Regions from separate parts of the Homo sapiens genome. Here region 2 is linked to region 1. A link is an interaction called in ENCODE POLR2A ChIA-PET data of the cell type or tissue named here. Cell type or tissue: GM12878. All regions are shown on one strand. Links, peaks and the distances in the headings refer to the core of each region. The heading gives the core; the rest is flanking DNA.

What was found. ChIA-PET counts read pairs that join two places held together with the same protein. Peaks named below come from ENCODE experiments on the same cell type or tissue, not always from the same donor. Only the 100,000 strongest peaks of a DNase experiment are listed, where the experiment ranks them.
Region 2: POLR2A ChIA-PET joins it to region 1 with 6 read pairs; 4 of 35 experiments call an interaction of 5 or more read pairs at or near these places.

Annotation. Positions count from the first base shown.
Region 1 is chr3:143,304,763-143,310,142 of GRCh38, reverse strand. All of the region lies in intron 14 of SLC9A9 (solute carrier family 9 member A9), which reads left to right. Among named protein-coding and RNA genes, the nearest start is that of SLC9A9-AS1, 35 kb to the left of the region's middle. In GM12878, for the core only: no CTCF peak of the experiment used is centred there; DNase peaks (open chromatin) are centred at 2,092 and 2,333.
Region 2 is chr3:143,171,755-143,177,134 of GRCh38, reverse strand. It overlaps the pseudogene PBX2P1. Among named protein-coding and RNA genes, the nearest start is that of CHST2, 55 kb to the right of the region's middle. In GM12878, for the core only: no CTCF peak of the experiment used is centred there; no DNase peak of the experiment used is centred there; H3K27ac peaks cover 18 bases.

The sequences.
Region 1 (5,380 bases), core at 199-5,198:
TCAGCAGCACTGCAGCAGGAGAAGGCTGGCTTAAACTAAGAGCAAGCCTAAAAATTATAAAATCACAGTCTTACTCCCAAGTAAGCAACACATGTTTTGGCTGGTCCTGAGCCAGTTCATGTGAAAAGTGCAAACTTAAATTAAAAAATAAATCACTTAAAAAGTGAGCCAGATCCATTGCCCAGTCAGAGCTCCATGAGTGAAAACAGCAACATAGACGAGGGTGGTTTTTAGGAAGCAACAGGATTTCATGGGACAGAGACTTTTTTTTTCCCTCTCACTCTCACCCTTGGGAAAAGCTCAAAATTTCCAACCACCAGGCACATAACCAGATGCCCCATGGAGAGACCTAGTGGGAATTCACGTGGACCAGACCCAGGGAATTGCTGAGAACATTTCTTCCTTCTTTCCAACCTTTTCTTTTAAGGGAATGACTAGATATCCCCACAAGACCACTTGAGATACAGGGAAACAAAAGGTTAAGAAAATGCCCCTTTAAAGGAACATCTGCGAATTCACCCTAGAGTACAGAAACATGAGAAGAAAGGGTCTGGAAATCCTACACTCAACTAGGAAGAGAGGAAACCCTTATCCTTGCTAAATAAAAACTACTGAGAAATCATGAAACCAAGCCTGAGTCAGGTGTCCAGGGTTTGAGAAAAATGGAGACATACTTGGAAAAAAATCATCTGGTGACCCCAAATGAACCTTTTTTTTTTTTTTTTGCTTTTCTGTTTATTTTTATGATAAATTACTCAAAGAATAATTGCAAAGCACAATCATAAAGGTACGCTGTGGTGTTTCCTTAGCCAAGAAAGAAATAATGTAATACTGTGGAGGACCTGGCTTTGATTCCTACCATCTGCCTATCCCATTATATGACCCTAGGCAAGTCATTCCACCTTCCCAAGCCTCAGACTGTTCATGTGTAAGGAGGGTTTACCTTTGAATTAGAGGAACTTTAGAAATAATCTAAGAATCCTTGATTTATGTATTTAGGGTTGGAAGTAGAGACTCTTTGATATGAATGGAACTTGAGGTCCAAATAGAATCTTAGCAAGCCTAGGGAGGAAGAAGCTGCTTTGAAAAGAACATGAAGACCTTGCTCATGTGTATAAATGTCACGGAGTTGGCTGAAATAGACTTAGAGCTGGTAAGCTCTTTAGAGATTTCCTGCAATCTCCATGTTTTATGGGGGGAAAACTGAGCCTAAGAGAAGCTGAAGTGACTTACAAAAGATCACCAGATACACTTCAGTGTCAAAGTAAAAATTCAGGTGTCTTTCTGGAAGAGGCCAAGCAAGCCAGGGGAAGCCAGGCCAAACCTCAGAAATAATCCCCACCACCAGTATACTGAACGTTTACCCTGGGCCAGGCACTGTGCTCAGTGCTATTGATGATTTGGCCATTTAACCCCCAGAACTCAATTATGGGTATTATTATCACCATGGCGAGCTTCACAGTCATGAGTCTTGAGCAGTTACCTAGAGACCCCCATTCAGAAGGGCCCCATGCTTAGTTTAATGCTCTGTGGCCACCATCTTGAAATCCTTAATTTTTTTTTTTTTGAGACAGAGTCTCGCTCTGTCGCCCAGGCTGGAGTGCAGTGGTGCGATCTCGGCTCACTGCAAGCTCCACCTCCTGGGTTCATGCCATTCTCCTGCCTCAGCCTCCCAAGTAGCTGGGACTACAGGTGCCCGCCACCATGCCCGGCTAATTTTTTGTATTTTTAGTAGAGACGGGGTTTCACCGTGTTAGCCAGGATGGTCTCGATCTCCTGGCCTCGTGATCCGCCCGCCTCGGCCTCCCAAAGTGCTAGGATTACAGGCGTGAGCCACCACGCCTGGCTGAAATCCTTAATTTTTAAACAAGGGGTCCCCATTTTCATTTTTCACTGACCCCTATAAATTATGTAGCTGATTCTCATCTCCATTTTATATACGTGTCAATAGAGGCCTAGAAAGTTAAATTGCTCATTCTTGGTCCCAGCCACTCACCAAAATGGAGATACAGAAACAGAATCAGTGGTCAGGGTGAAGGTGGAGGCAGACACACTGCTCAGCTACCATAGTGGTTAAGTGGATGCTGTGGTTTCAAAACCCCTTTGGGATTTCCCTTCTTCTGATGGCCTCATGCCTGTGTGCTCATGGGTCACATGGCAAAGTAGAGTGATCAACCATCCAGGTTTTTCCAGGATTGTAGAGAATCCTGGGAATCCCCTTTCAGTGGTAAAGTCAGGAAAGTTCCTAGCAAACTGGGTTGATTTGGTTAGCCTACTGCTGAGTCACAGGCATGGGGCTGGAGGCTTCTTAGTCTTATCTGTTTTCCATGTCCTGTATCTAGTGGGTTGCATGTAGGTCCTTAAAGGCAGGGCTCACCCAGAGGTCAGGCTGGAGACCTTGATCCAGGAAGAAAGTGGGTAAGCAGCCAACTGGCTATCATTGCAAGGCTGAGGACCAGGAAACAGAGGCCAGAGGGACCAGTCAGCCTGGGAACAGAAAGGCTGCAGGGCCTATTCAGAGACCGAAGCCAGGCTAGAGAAAATGTGGGTGCAGACAGACAACAGCAGAAAGCAATAGGCAGAGGCAAAGACCCAGCCTGCAGGCTCAAGGCATCTACAGCTTACTCTGTGACCTAGGCAAGTTACTACACTTTGCGAGCCTAAATGTACTCATTTGAAAAATAAGAATTGCATTAAGATCATTGTCAAGAGATCATATGTGCAGAATTCAGTATGGCCATGTCAATTTCTGTTTAAATCCATAAATATTTACAGAGGTCTATTATAAGCCAGTCACTGTGGGACAGATTAGAGATACCTCCTGCTCTCATGGGATTAACCAGTGGTGTGCTGGTAAGTGTTTAACAACCATCTATTTGGAGAAAAAGTAAGAACTGCTTTGTAGCATATGCCAGTTTCCATGGTATAAACATTGCCCCCATAGCTAATATCAATCTGCCAACATAGAGGCACCGAATACAGTATTGGGATGAGTTGTACATCATCTTCTCTGCAGAGCCTAAACCAGGCAATCACTGAGCTAACCCTCTATTAGAAAGAACAGACAAACTATGGCACCATAAGTTTCATAGACAAGGACACAGAGAGAAAAACAGAGCAATGTGTCTCGGACAGAGAGTGGGGAGGACCTCCCTGAGAAAGTGAGATTTTCACTGAGACCTGAAGGATGCATATACAAACTACAGTAAGGAAATAGCATGTGTACAGGCCAGGAGGAAAGAAAGAAGAGAAAAGCATGTTTGAGAAAAGCCTAGAACAGGGAAAGACAGGGCTGAGAAGAGAAAATACCAGAGAGTGTAGGAGTGAGTTTGCCATATTCTAGAGTTGCATTTTCTGCTAAGGAAGCCATAGGCATATCTATTTTTTAGAACCATCACTCTGACTGAAATGTGGAGAATGTGTTGAGGGACAAGAGGGCAAGCGGGGAGATCAGGTGATGGCAGGATTCCAAGCAGGAGGTGCTGCTGACCTGGGTCAGGTTTTATGTATTTGTTTAACAGGCATTTATTGAGCTTGTGTCATGTACCTATCACTGTGCCAGGCCCTGGTGATTCATCAAAAAGAACATTGTCCTAGCCTTCATGGAGCTTACAGGCAAGACATGTTTTTAAAGATATAAGAATAAACTCAAGTGCTTACTACATGCCAGGCACAGTACTTAACACTTTGCATGCATTATCTCATTTAATTCTCCCAGCAGTTCTAGAGGATAGATTCAAATGTTACCTTTGGTTGAGACAGTAGGTGGAAAACTGAAAGCAGACAGGTTCACAGTACAGGCATCTGCCCTGGCTTTCAGTGCTTTCTATGAGGCGAGCCTGTGGTGGCAGGAAGGTGTGTGGATTTGAGAATAAGGGCAGAAAGGGCCAGGTCCTCTGGGGAGGCCTCAACCTTCTGCCAACAAACCTCTGCTTTCCTGTCCAGTGCCCCCATTATGTTCCCCACTGCCTCCCTGATGGTGCATTAGCATTGTACCAGTCCAGGAAGAAAGGTTAGATTAGAACGATAAGGAGAATAATGTTCATATTTGTCAGTCTCACATTTTAGAGGGTTTTTTTTTTAAAGAAATTCCATTTTTATGATTTTTCAGGTCATACAAGGGGGAAAAAATCAAATGTTCATAATCTGCTTAAACTGTCAATTAGAATATCCCGCAAGGAAATTGTTAGACCGTTTTGTCCATTGGCAAATAAATACAAATTTGATGAATAGCAAGCATTCTTTTCCATCACTTGACAGCTGAGAAATTGAGACAAGCCAGGAAAGAAGCTGAGGAGACAGTTCTGTAACTCAAGCCGTGTTTCCAGCCAGCCCACTTCTGGCCAAAGACACACCCCTTGTTATCTTCAGTCATTTCTTTTTTAATGAGGTGATGGGCAGTTAGTTTTGGTGAGGGGCTTTAAATAGAATTGATCTTCATTAAACAGATCTGTCAAATCTGCCAAAAGACTTCCTTGAGACCATTCCACATGATAGTATTTGTGTTTTCATAGGCAGCCTCTTCTGTAGACTCTCTCTTCCTGTCAACTCACTTCCAGCACAGCATCCCTGTATAAAGACGTTGAAACCCCAGTGGTTGTGAATTTTTAACAAAGCAACAATATTGCCTTTGGGACTTTAAGGTCAGAGAGACCTAGTTCAAATCCTCAAGTCCTAGTTGCCACCACTTATGAACTGTGTGACTCTGGGACATTTCCTTCTCTGTGCCTGTTCCTCAGCTATGAAACGGTATCATCTACCTTCTATCACTGTCAAGGAGAATGAATGTGGTAGCGAACATCAAGGGCTTAGCACTCAGCATGTCCATTCCCATCAGCAGCAGCTGATCTAACCAAGTGACTGCGATTCAGTGAGGGGGTTAAGAGGAGGGAACACGAGTCACCTGCTAGAACATAACGAAGAAATGCTTAATACAGCTTCTCGAAAAGTTGCCCTCAACCCTCCCTTTCTCAGCCTACCCAGATGCCCCATATCAGTTGGCATTTAAGATTCTTGAGCAAACAGATATTGATATAGAAGTTGTGATTTTGCCTTATCACTCCCTTAGTAGATGGAAGGGAATCATTTTCTCAATCCCAGAAATTAATAATAATGTTGATATCTGGTTCACGTTCAGATATCAGAATATAAAAGTACTCTCCAGAGTTATTATTCATAGACCCAAATTAATTGTTGACCCTGAGTTATAAACACCAGCAGGAGGAGCTAGGCTGCAGAAAAGTGTATAGGGGTGCTGAGCCCTAAGGGTGGTGGTGCTCATCACCTGGGCTTGCAGGTAAACAGAGCCATGTGTCAAGACTGAAGCATTTAATACCACTGGACTTAAGTCGTAATAGGAAATGGGAGGGTGTTAAACCAG
Region 2 (5,380 bases), core at 165-5,164, 130 kb after region 1:
GGTTACTCAGGTGGGAGTAGAAATACTCATTTAGGACCTCAGTGGCCTGTCTGCTGAAGTTACGGCGCTTTCGTCTGGCATCCAGGAAACGGGAGCGCAGCATCATCATAGCCTCGCAGGTGCTCTGCTTCAGCTGCATCTGGATGGCGCTGAACTTTCGATGGATGATGCTCACCATGCGTTCCATCTCTTTGGGGGCCACGGGCCTGGTGCGGCTCTGCTCCCTCAGCAGGTTCATGACATGGGTCGTGAACTCATTACATGCCTGCTCATACTTCTCCAGTTCCGAGTGGTATATGTGACGGATCTGGGCAAGTTTGCTGCGATAGTCCGAGTGTTCGATGGAGTTGTCAGGGGACACGCCACCACCAGAGGCTGCAGCGGCTGCAGCTGCTGCTGCTGAGCCGCCCCCTTTCTCGGGCCCAGCCACACCCTCTGCCAGAAGCATGTTGTCCAAGCGCATCAGCTGTGGGTCCACCGGCTCCTCCTCCTGGGAGCTCCGAATGCTGAGGCCGGTTTTCTCCTTGATTTCACACAGGACGCTAAAGAGAGCAGGCTTCATTCGGTGGCAGTTTAGGGCGTGTTTCTTGGCCTGGGCCTCGTCCAGGCTCTGGTCGGTGATGGTCATTATCTGCTGCAGAATGTCCCCGATGTCTTGCTTCCCTCGGCCTCCCGGGAACCCCCCGCTACCCCCACCGGGGTCTCCGCCACCAGGAGGCTCGCCAGGGCCCCCAGGCTCCCCACTCACCAATCCCAGGCCCCCCCCGGGCCCCGCCTGGAGGAGGCGGCCCCAGTAGCCGTTAGTCCATAGCTGGGGGGGGGCCCTGAGGCCCCCTCCCTGCTCAGCCCCTCCCCCCGCTTGGTTACTTCTCCCCACAAACTCGCTGGGGCCGCTGCTCCCTCCGCCCCAACCCCCGCCCGTCTGCCCCCGGCTCTCGGCTCCCCCGGGGGTTCACCCCGGCACTGAAGGGAGACCTGGGATACCGGCTGGGCCCCCCACAGGAGACCCCGGCCCCCGGCGGCGGAGAAAATGGAGCCGGAGAGAGAGAGGAGGCCCAAGCGGGAGTGTGTGTCCACATTGACATTTTGTGTTGGTGGGTATGCAGACAAGTGTGTATGAGTACTTTTGTATATCCTGGGCAATAAAATTTCAAGATTTTGCTATTTTAAATTGCTGAATTGAAAAAATAGCTATTTCTGGGTCATATACCATATTTGCTTGGATATCATGAACCCTTTGTTAGCAGACAGATTTTCAGTGTATGGCCAGATTTAAAGGACTCTTTTTGGGTATTGGTGAATTTACACTGAGGATTTCATGTTCCACTGCAGGCACCTTCTTCTCTGACCTCTCTCTGACTTAAAGCTTTGTCCCCAGTCTCTCGCTGGGTCTCTTCCTCTTACTAGCACAAATGCCAGACTCTGCCCTAAAACTTTCCTTCAAAACTCCACATATTCTTATGTCCTCATAGTCTCCCAAGCTAATTGCAAGTTTCCTCAAAAAAAATTTCTGTCCTTAAAGACATAATGTATGACTGAAAACCCTTCAGACCCCCTATTCTCGACGTAGGAAAGGCACTTTATATCATGTAAGTCCTAGTAAGGCTGAAGCTACAAAAGAAGCCTATAAACTTTCCAAATTCATTCTTGCTTGTCATCTCAAAAATGCACCTGAGGGTGTGGTTGGTTTGTGCCTCTCCCCAGGCCCATTCTTGCCCCTCTCTGTGCAGCCTTGGAGACTGCCTCCACTGGACCACATCAACCTGGCTCCACTGCCAGCTGGCTCTTGGTTGGGTTTGGCCAAGACCGACCCCTCAAGGTGAGGCAGGAGGAAAAAGAAGAGAAGATGTTGCCTTCCTGCTCCCACCCTGCCCTGCAGCATGTTTTCTGGTAGCGACTACATCTCTCCCTGACTTCAGCTCCCACCAGACTGGAGTAAAGCACTTTGCAATGTTCTTCATCCCTTCAGGCCTGGGGTGGTAATGACTGCCACTGTTGCTAGTCTCTGGGTGCCTCAGCAACCCTGCTCGTTCTCTTAATCCTGTCCACACCCCTTAAGGAGCCTCTTCTTTGCAGTCTCTTGAACTATGTGAATTGGATTGGTTTTTGCTAAGACCTTAACTGATAACAGAGCTCTGATAAAAATACAACAATTTTATGTAAATCCTAATTCTTCTCATTTTTAAACAAAAATAGGATATTTGCCTATACATATATAGTCTCAGAGGTTAAAAAAAGAAGCTTATGTTAAAATTTTTAATTTAGAATCCCACAAATTTAATCCACTTTAGCAAACTCCCTGGTCCCTCACCTTTGCTCCTCTCTCTGCCTGGAAATTCCCTAGATCTCCTCATGGCTGACTTTTTCTTGTCATTCAGACCTCAAAGTAATGGTTACCCATTTAGAGAAGGCTTTAAGTAGCCACCCACCTTCTCCCTCAGCATTTGAATTTAATCCTGTACACAACACCTTTTACTATTTGATATTCTTGCTATTTGTTTGTTTGTGTGCCCTGTCCCATGCTGGGACATGCGCCCTATGACAGCTGAGACTTTGTCCATCTTCTTCACTGCTCTGTCCTCAGCACTTGGCAACTACTTGGCAACATAGTAGGTGCTCAAAACCTATGTTGAGTGAATTAATGAATGAGTTGGCATTTTACAAGAGATAAATGAAATAAATTACTGTCCTTGTTCTCACAGAACTCACAAATGAAAGAAATTTATAGTAGAAGAAAGCATCATAATAGAAGAACACACAGACTCCCACATCTAGCCATGGCAAACTACTTTATGGCAGTGCAAACATCCCAGTGAACAAACCACAAAGGTGTGATAAAATGGAAAACAAACAAACAAAAACAAAAACAACCTGTTTTGAAGACATTGGAAACTCAAGGAAGCCAGGATTTTCAGGGCCAGGAGTCCAGAGTGAAGAGAAACTCACTGAGGTGAGCCCAAATCACTACTTTTCTCTTCAGAGCATTTTCTGATTCATATGCAGCATGTGTGGAAGGACTGAGAAGCCAAGTAGAAAGCAGCTGCTAAGAAGCAAAAAAAAAAAAAAAAAAAAAAGCAGAACAGAACTTTCACCACCTAACAGGGCTAGGAGTCCAGGGCCAGCAAGACAATCAGAACTTAAAGGGTCAAGATCCAGGAGAGAAAGGAAGCAGAAAGAAATGAGCCCAACCATGTGGGCAAACATTTTTCCCCTTGAGGCATTTACTGATTGATAAGAAGCACCTATAGAGAGGCATATAGTGGCTTCTGAGACTATAAGAAACTGGGCAGGACTATCAGCAGTGTTACAGTGCTGGAATAGTTTTTAAGTTTTCCCTGGAAAAAGAAAGTATCATTCATAATCTCTGCTATTTTATATATATATTTGGCATTCGATAAAATGTTAACAAACATATCAAGAGATATGACCAAGAAATTTTTTAAAAGATTATAGAAATAGACTCTCTAGAAATCCAAGGAGTTATATAAATACCTTAAAATCCTATGATTGATAAGCTGATAAAAATAGATAAGATTGAAAAAAAGTAACCAGAAAATTAGAATCTACAAAAAAGAAATCAAATGAAAAATCTAAACTGATATTACAAACTAAGAACTCAATAAATAGACTTAACAGAAGATTAGACACAGCTGGAAAAGGGACTAGCAATTTGGAAGATAAAACAATGGAAATTACTCAGAATGAAGCACAGAGAAAAAAGATAGAAAAAAATATAGGAGACCTATGGCACCTAGTAGAAAAATTTAACATATATGGAATTAGAGTCCAAAAGAGGAGGGAAAGACAGGAGGCAAAGCAATATGTGATAATGACCAAGAATTTTTCAAAGCTGACAAAAAAACGTCAAGCCACAGATTCAAGAAGCCCTTCAATCCCCATGAAGATAAACAGAAAGAAAAACGTGCCAACACACATCATGGAAATCTGCTGGAAACCAAATACAAAGAGAAAAAACTTAAAGATAAATACAAAATAATGTTTGCTTCAGAGAACTGGATAAAGATTCACAAAGAAGGCAACAATTCATTTATTCAACAAGAATTCACTGGGCACTTAATAAGCATCTATCACCAACTTGAGTCTTTAAAGAAACAAAGATATAAATTGCATTATCTCTGTTGTCTAGCAGTTCAAGTTTCATGTGTAAGAGAGATAGAAATGTAAACAAATTCTGCATAAAGCCTGCCAAAACGGATTTTTTTTTAACTGCAAAGGAAGAATGACGCTTGGAGCAGGCAGGTGTGAGGGGGCACAGAGAAGCTGCAGAATATTTGCATGTTGTCTTGCTAAAGTTTCTAGGCATTAAACAACCCAAGCAACAGCACAAAGGAATGAAATTGGACATCTCATCGAGCAATCGTGAGTTGTCTCTTGGGGTTCAGCATGGGGAGATGACAGGGAGTTGCAGAAAATGAGGCTGAAGAGTAAAGTTGGAAACAGATTCAGTAGGCAGTTGGGACTTACCACAAGTTTTTTCAGTAGGAAAGGGACATCACCAAGTCATTCTTTAGGAAGAGCACTCTGGGGCAACTTCAAGGGTACTCTTGAGAGGAAATCGATAGCAGCCCATGAGACCAACTAGACAGCTACTTGTCATGGTCCAGGCAAGCAAGAGAGAGTACGGCCTGAACTAGGGCAACAAAAATAGAAGTGACTACATGAGAGGGTATTCTCTAGACATTTCAAAGCCAGAATCAACAGGACTTAGCAGCCATTGCTTGTAGGAGACAGAAAAATAAGTCCAAGTTGACTTGGGTGTGTGGAGGATGTCACAATGATGTTAACACAAGGATAATATCATGAGGCTTGTTGCGTTAGAAACATCAATAGAACATTTCTGAAATGTCCATCAGGGAGCTGGAAAGTCCAGTTTAGAGCCCAGATGCAAAATTAGGAGCTGATACCAAGCTGTGAGGGCAAAGGAGAGAATGAGGCAGCCTGTGGCCTGGCAGAGCAAGAACTGAATAAAGACCAGTGACCCTGAAGTTAACACATCTCAGGAAATACAGATTATCCCAACAAAATAGTCTTAGGTTACTCATTCTGAGACTTGTGAAAATATTTTAATTAAAAAGAAATCATTAGGATGCGCATTACACAGGAAAACTGTTTGAGAAACAGATCTATTACCCTTTGTATTTTATGTTGTCCTGAAGCCTTTTGCTAAGCTGCATCCCAATTTTTTCTGCTTATACAGCAGAAACACTAATGATATGAGCTGTAGTTAAAAAGCACTTTCCAAGTCTGCTACTTGAAAACTTCAGTATGAATAATGTCAGAGGCATGGGGGAGGTGGTTAAAGGCTATGTCTCTGCTGTGTTTTTAAAATAATGCACATCAAATAAAGAAGAAACACCAC